Regions from separate parts of the Homo sapiens genome. Here region 1 is linked to region 2. The links are chromatin contacts, found by Hi-C or POLR2A ChIA-PET in ENCODE. All regions are on one chromosome and are shown on one strand. Each heading gives the region's core, a stretch centred on a gene start or an enhancer-like site at or near the end of the contact. The rest is flanking DNA. Distances are from core to core; before and after follow the strand shown. Region 1 has its middle 66 kb from the start of ZNF217. Region 2 has its middle 87 kb from the start of BCAS1-AS1.

What was found. Hi-C counts contacts between places; a loop is a spot of excess contacts on that map. ChIA-PET counts read pairs that join two places held with the same protein, here RNA polymerase II (POLR2A). Pooled maps may share reads with other maps.
Region 1: a loop to region 2 is called in a map of gastrocnemius medialis, with 3 times the contacts of the local background. The contact joins two enhancer-like sites. A Hi-C loop is called at or near these places in 7 of 168 maps with a recorded cell type or tissue (A673, Calu3, GM12878 and 4 more), 24 of 37 single-sample maps with no recorded cell type and 15 of 50 pooled maps. POLR2A ChIA-PET finds 5 or more read pairs at or near these places in 7 of 52 experiments (AG04450, CD4-positive, alpha-beta T cell, HEK293 and 4 more).

Annotation. Positions count from the first base shown.
Region 1 is chr20:53,658,368-53,661,947 of GRCh38, reverse strand. No RefSeq gene overlaps it. Among named protein-coding and RNA genes, the nearest start is that of ZNF217, 66 kb to the right of the region's middle. RefSeq lists enhancers at 627-686, 1,607-1,666, 1,677-1,736. Within about 2 kb of position 1,752, at least 19 of the 41 ENCODE cell types and tissues checked have a DNase peak (open chromatin) inside an H3K27ac peak, as active enhancers do; they include CD4-positive, alpha-beta T cell, OCI-LY7, gastrocnemius medialis and 1 more, where a contact is called at or near this core.
Region 2 is chr20:53,826,929-53,830,566 of GRCh38, reverse strand. No RefSeq gene overlaps it. Among named protein-coding and RNA genes, the nearest start is that of BCAS1-AS1, 87 kb to the left of the region's middle. RefSeq lists a cis regulatory region at 388-401 and enhancers at 323-467, 1,734-1,843. Within about 2 kb of position 1,847, at least 28 of the 41 ENCODE cell types and tissues checked have a DNase peak (open chromatin) inside an H3K27ac peak, as active enhancers do; they include CD4-positive, alpha-beta T cell, OCI-LY7, gastrocnemius medialis and 1 more, where a contact is called at or near this core.

The DNA.
Region 1 (3,580 bases), core at 503-3,002, 170 kb after region 2:
AGCAGCATAGCCACCAAGTAAACACATCATTTCAATATACTGTGGTAGCCCCTGGATAGAGGGAACTAAAAGTTGCTACAAAAACATGAATGCTATCTAGAAACTCCTGCATTTTCTCTTGAAGCATGTGAAGGAGTTCATCTGAAAAAGATGCCAAAAAGCCAAGAATCCAGCATCTACATCATCTTAGGAGGGAGCAGGGATAGGTAGGGAGGAGCCACCAGCTCTCGGATATTCCCAGATGCTAAAAGGTAAAGTGAATTCTTCTATAAGGATGTGTCTATCTAGCTGAGTCTGCAAAGCCTCCCCACAGTAAATCTGAAGTTGAGAATGCCAAAGTATTTGCTTTCATCTAACTCTTTGACAGACAAATAGAATACAAAAATAAAAACATCTCTCTTCTACCCTCATTGTAATCTTTTTCCTCTTTTCAAAATCTTTTAAACAAAATGCCTCTTTACTGTGAAATCTGTTCTATTGATTTGTTTTCATAAAAGATCTCTCTCCTAAAGAAAGGAAAAGCCATCTTTGATCTGACTTGACAAAAAGATCTAATCAAACAATAAAATCTATGAAGGAAAAAAAAGAAAAAGAAGCAAGCTTCTTTGAGCCACATCAAATATATGAAAGAGAAAATACTTCATTTAAATGCTAAAAACTAACACAAAACAGCTTGAAATGTAATAACCTCTCCTGAATAAGTGAAACCACATGTTGATCTGACATGAGTTTCTAAGACACAATTAAAGGTCACTTCGTGTACAAACATCTCATTCGGAAGTGAGAAGCTTGAATTGCTGTCAGTATTTTTGGCCACCACGGGGCAGGTGCTCCCACCTGGCACAAACCATATAGACGCCCCCAGAGGGAATGAAGGTGATACTCCACATACTGGAAGCTTCAAATCTAGCCGCGCCAGGAAATGTTCAGCCCTGGATTTCAGCTGTTTCTCCCTTGATGTCCTAACAGAGAGGACTAACTAAATGTGAGAATCCTTGTTGTTTTAGGAAGCCCATGGAAGTGGCTTTACTTAAAAAACTAAAGGCTTCCTTTCTGCTCTGTCTGTCTTTATGACCCACCAGGGTCCTAGGAGAGAAGACATTAGGGTGTTGCAGCCACAGAGTCACATTTGGAAACGTCTTCCAGCAGCTGGGATGTTTCAATTCAAGACTCTTTAAGGGAACACAGGGTATTTGGAAAGTGACTTTAAAATGCCCTGGCCTCCAGGCCTATCTCCTCTTACCAAATCCCTTTAAGAAAGGATGTGCTGGGGAAAGACTTCAAAGTGTTTCAAAAGGGAAATCACATCTTGAAAGCTTTTCTCAGAATGAGAAAGAAACACATTATTTGATTTGAAAGAGAAGTAAATCTTAAGCAGCAATGAAGGAGGATCAAAGAATAGGTTCATGTGAACTTAAGAAGTGATCCTTTCCAGCGGAACGTGACTTTACTCTTTCCGATGCCCTCAACGCATTTTGGGGATTGTAAGTTTACTCGAGAATCAAAATAAAGAGGCGAGCCAGCGTTCCAGAAAATCACGTGGTCTCCCCCGCCCCCCAATCTATTTTACAGCCCTCTCCAGCTTCGAACTCGCGCCAGGCTGTGCGCACCGACTTTGCGCTGGCGGCGTGGACGCTGCGGCCACTCGCGGGCGGCGTGGACGCTGCGGCCACTCGCGCGGCTGTTGTTGTTGCTGCTGCGTGGAGGCACGCCGCTCCTTGCACACGCGGGGCAATTCTCCGGTTGGGGAAGGAGGAAAATGGCTGAGAAAAGGACCTAAGAAAGCCTTCAGGGTGGGCCCCCATTTCTTCCTGCCCCGCCCACACCCTGCCACACTCTCCCGCCGTCCCCTCCCCACCCCCCCTTGTTCTTTGGACCTGACCGATGAAAAATTCAACTAATACCTAAATAGATTCTTCTTGCAAAAAAGTAAAATCTCAAAGCAAAACAAAACAAAACAAAAATTTGTTAGGGGAGAAATCATCTGTGAGGTGCCCTTTCCATTCTAGCTCCCTCTCCCCTCTCCGTTTCCCTAAATGTTATTCTCTATCGATAGACATAGAGATGTGGATATTACCTGTAGATAGATATTTTAAAATTGTATTTATTTCTTAAAGACACTTCCATAATCTAATATACAAAGGAATTCATAAACTTAAGAGCGGAAGTTGTCACATAAATAAAAAACAACCAATACTTTTTGATCAGTAAAATCACTGATTCGGCTGGGCGCGGTGGCTCACGCCTGTAATCCCAGCACTTTGGGAGGCCAAGGCGGGCCGATTATGAGGTCAGGAGATGGAGACCATCCTGGCTAACAGGGTGAAACAAACCCCGTCTAAACTAAAAATACAAAAAATTAGCCGGGCGGGGCGCCTGTAGTCCCAGCTACTCGGCAAGCTGAGGCAGGAGAATGGCGTGAACCCGGGAGGCGGAGCTTGCAGTGAGCCGAGATTGCGCCACTGTACCCCAGTCTGGGCGACGGGGTCTCCGTCTCAAAAAAAAAAAAAAAAATCACTCATTCTTTGTAAAGTCCAATAAAATTAAGTTTAAGTCCATTGGTAAGAATGAGTAAGAAAAACAAGAGGGAATGTACTTATAAACAACATCAAGAATAAAAGTAGATACATAATTACACATACGGGGCCGGGCAAGGTGGCTCACACCTGTCATCTCAGGACCTTGGGAGGCCGAAGTGGGCGGATCACTTGAGGTTAGGAGTTCCAGAACAGCCTAGCCAACATGGCGAAACCCCATCTCTATTAAAAATACAAAAATTAGCCGGGCGTGGTGGCACATGCCTGTAATTTTACACCGAGCTACTCAGGAGGCTGAGGCATGGGAATCCCTTGAGCGTTGCAGTGAGTCGAGATCACACCACTGCACTCCAGTCTGGGCGACAGAGCAAGACTCTGTCTGAAATAATAATAATAATAGTAATTACACATACAGAGCAACCTTTTGAAATTTTAAGTGACTGTTTTCTACAGCTGTGTACTGTTTGGCTTGAAAACCTAGCTTTGTCTAAGGAAAAAAACCGAATTACCAAAATCAACCCAATCCAGGTGCTGTATTTACACCTGAAAGTATTGCTTTTCTTTACCTGCTTGCTTGATGTAATATATATTAAATAGCCACTGTGGAAAATCACGGGAAATTTTAATATTTTCCTCAGAAGCTTGTTAGTTAATCCAACTCTAACCCGGAGAAAGTTGCTGCATTAACAGTTTCTCAACAGACAAAAAATGGCCACGAAAACAATGGCTAGTCTTTATTTGGGGCTTACTCTACACCAAACATACACATTAGCATATTTGGCCTCCGTAATGCCGCTTAAGGTTTGATACCATTGCTATACCCATTTTACAGATGGCAAAACTGAAGTGTGAAGAGGTACCCAAGATCACACAGCTTTGAGGGGCAGAATGGGGATCCCAATGGAGAAAAGCTGTGACTGTTTAAAGTGTCATTCAAAGACTACATTACATCATAGGAGAATCCAGCTATAACTTCCCTTATCACATTTTAACTGGGAACCGCATAATTGTGCCATGAATAGTGCACCTATCTTACATAGATG
Region 2 (3,638 bases), core at 598-3,097:
ATTTTTCCTTCCCTGTAGCTATTTGTAGCTACATTATCCGTTTTTATTTATTTCTGATAAAACAACACCCATGTCTGATGATGGAGGGGGGTGGGGAAACCATAAGCAGAACTTCATGTTCCTCAAGGGTCTAGCTTAATTCCAAACAATAATTGTGTTTCCTGTCTCAGCAGGATAAATGTACAGCACAGGAAATTCTGTATAGAGTGGGCAGAGGCACTTTTCAAATTTCCCATATGAAGAGTATGCTATTATTGGAGTAGGGTAATTTGAGCACCTCTCACAAGTATAGTATAAAAAGTTAAACCCAGATTAGAGAGTTCTGCCCAGGGGAAACGAAAGTAAACAAAAATTGAAGCAGTGAACTGTTGAAACTCTAAATGCCGTTGAACTTTGAGCATGAAGAAGCCCTCCAAACAGCCCGTGCACACAGTCAGAGAGCTGTTGTTAACTCAGATTCTATCATTTACAGGTGCCCCATGTTCATGACATGTTAATTAGGCTTGACAATAAACTCAGCATTTGTTTCATATTAGAACAATGAGATTTTATACATGACTCAAGGGCTATATTTAGTGAATTCAAATCCAATAAAATAAATTATTTCAATGCTTCTACATTCATATTTGGGAACCCTAAGTATACCACAGATCATATCATGCTGTTGACACCAAACCTCACGCACCAAAACCTTGAAATAGACCAGATAACCTAAACTGTGGGAATTAGGACTGTTCCTACCACTTAAGAAAGAGTTCTCCTGCGTTTGCTATATTTCCAGAACTTGGCTTTACATGAATCAAAGACATGAGATCTCTTCCCCCATTCTCCACTTACTCCCCAAATGAAAAGAAAATGAAAGAAAGGCCAAAGAGTATTTTCTTTATTTTCTAAAATTATTTCCAACTTTTCCTAGTGACTCTTAAAAATAGAAATGTGGCCAGTGGCTTACTGGTCGGATCCTGAGCCGATGATTCATTGCCATGAGACGTTATTTCGTGAGACATTCTCTAAGGGAATCCAGGGAAAGAATTCTGTCCTAGTCACTCACATATTATGCTTTTAAGAATGAGGTGTGGCCAGAGTTCTCAGAGATCCTTGAAGAGAAAATTATTTTCATTGTTTTTTCTGTTTGTTAGCACTTTAAAACTTAAAAACAGTTGGGATAATTCTACTCACTGTGTGGGGGACAGCATGGTGTGTTTGAAGACGTGCCCGGAAGAGCACAAAAAGTGACTCTTTCTCTCCCCCATACCACACACTCAAATATATGTCACCTCTCTATCTCACTCACGATTCACGCATCTGCAAAAGTTCACAGATAGCAAATTGGCTCTCCAATCAAAATAACAATGCCAGTAAAGAAACCTCAAAGGGTCCAGAAACAAACATTCAAACAACAGGGTCCTACGAAAATTTCATTAGAGAGGAAATAGGTCCTTAGAACAGAACAAAACTAAACAGAAACTCTGAAGGAAGATGAGAAAGAATACTATGAATGTGGTTAGCTAGAAAGCTATTCAACAGCTTCCTTGCTTCCCTAATATCCAGCTGCAGGAATATGCCAAGGGGAGAAAAAAAAATCTTTCTTAGTCCTACTAAACGTAGGAAAAGTGCTATTCTGACTCCAAAGCTGAGCTGTAGATGGCAGTGAGTGGGTGGGAAGGGAATGTGAGCCGTCCCTAACAACAACAGAAAGCCTTCTGCTAGTATCCGTTCCCAAACTATAAACACTCAGAGACTCCTCGCCAAGCACATAATAAAAATTTCACCTCCCCCCCCAACCATGGTTTCCTGTAGTTTGTACTATTCAAATGCAAATTGTGATGAATATCAGCGTGGACTCTCCAACTTAAAGAACTCTGATTTTTTTTTTCATAAGTATCCAAAGCTTCCCACTGAGAAGAAAGCATCATTTAGGAGATACTCAACTGGTTGAGAAATATATGTGCTTATTTTAGAATTGGCACAAGAATATGTAAAATGATCCACTGATAATGATCACCCTAAGGGATGTCACACCCAAACGCCTATTTTTGCAAACAGAAAAGGAACAAATACAGCATTCTTTACTGAAAACTCTAAAGGAGATCCTGCACCATAAATTACAGACCTAATCTAAGAGTCAAGCAATGTTTACTCTAAAAGGTGACATTCCGAAATTTTCCTACAATCGGATTAGATGGAAGAGCACATTGTCTTTCTTTCACTTGGGAAGTAAGCCCTACCATAATTCTCTTTTAAGGGATGAATCATAGAGCCCCCACATCTGACAATGGATTAAGTCATTTGTTTTGTTTCTGGGATATATTCTACCCTTCACTACAACTGGGATCTACAATTTGTTCTAACATTTTCTGGCAATTTCTGATTTGTTCAGACAAAGACCAGAAGCTTAAGTCCCACGGAATTAACTGGTTGGATTATTACCAAGGTGGAACAGAGCCAGAAGGTTGAGAACATACACATCGTGTGCTCTTGGGACATAATATCTGCCTTCGCAAGGATGGTATCATTTCTCAGCCTCTCACCCACCAGTTAGCTCAACGAACTGGAAATGTTTTTCTTTCCTTTCCCTTTTTTTTCCCTAATTTTTTAACAGCAGGAACAGAATAAACTGGTAATAAATCAGGCAAGCAATATTTTTTTTTTTGCTTCTTGGAACATACTAGAAAATAATAGTAACTTATTTGTTACAACACTTATATCTCTACATTAACCAACAAGCCAAAAAGAAGATGAAAGAAAAAATTAAGAAGAGACAAAGAGGGAGGAGGATGGGGAGGAAGAAAGAAGGAGGGAGGGAGGGACAGAGGGAAGGAGGGAGGGAGGGAAGAGGGAGGGAAGAAGAAAGGAAGGGAGGAAATTTTCTGATTCTAAAAAATCAGAAGTCACCAAAGTAGCTTTCATATTCAACTAATTGAAGAGTATGTTTAAATAATATTCCATTTGCCTAGTACTTCACAGTTTCACATACATCAGCAATTGGTTGCCTGATATCATTTATCATCTTTTATACTGGAGGAAACCAATGATTTCAAAGATTAAATAATTTAAGAATGATCATGTACCTAGTACAATATTGAGCCAAAATAAAACTTGGTATTTCAGTCTGCTATGGTTTGAGTGTTCGTCACCTCCAAAACTCTTGTTGAAACTTAATTGCCGATGTGGCAGTATTGAGGGGTTGGACCTTTAAGAGGTGATTAGGTCACAAGGGCTCTGTCCTCATGAATGAATTAATTCTTTCATGGATTAATGGGCTAATGGGTTGTTATGGGAGTGGAACTGGTGTCTTTATAAGAAGAGGAAGAGAGACCTGAGCTAGAATGCTCAGCCTTTGTGCCATGTGATCATGTGATGCCCTGTGCAGCCTTGCGGCTCTGCAGAGGCCCCATCAGCAAGAAGCCTCTCACCAGATGACTCTCCTCAACCAGCTTCTAGAACTGTAAGGAGTAAATTTTGTTTCTTATAAATCACCCAGTTTCAAGGATTGTGTTACAAGCAATGAATCAGACACAGTCTTAGTTAATAGTTAATAGTAATAGTTAATAGTTTTCATCATGACACTAGAGAGCTTTCATTTATTCTGGTTCTGCTACGATACTTACATTAATCTCACATTTTCACAGGTATTT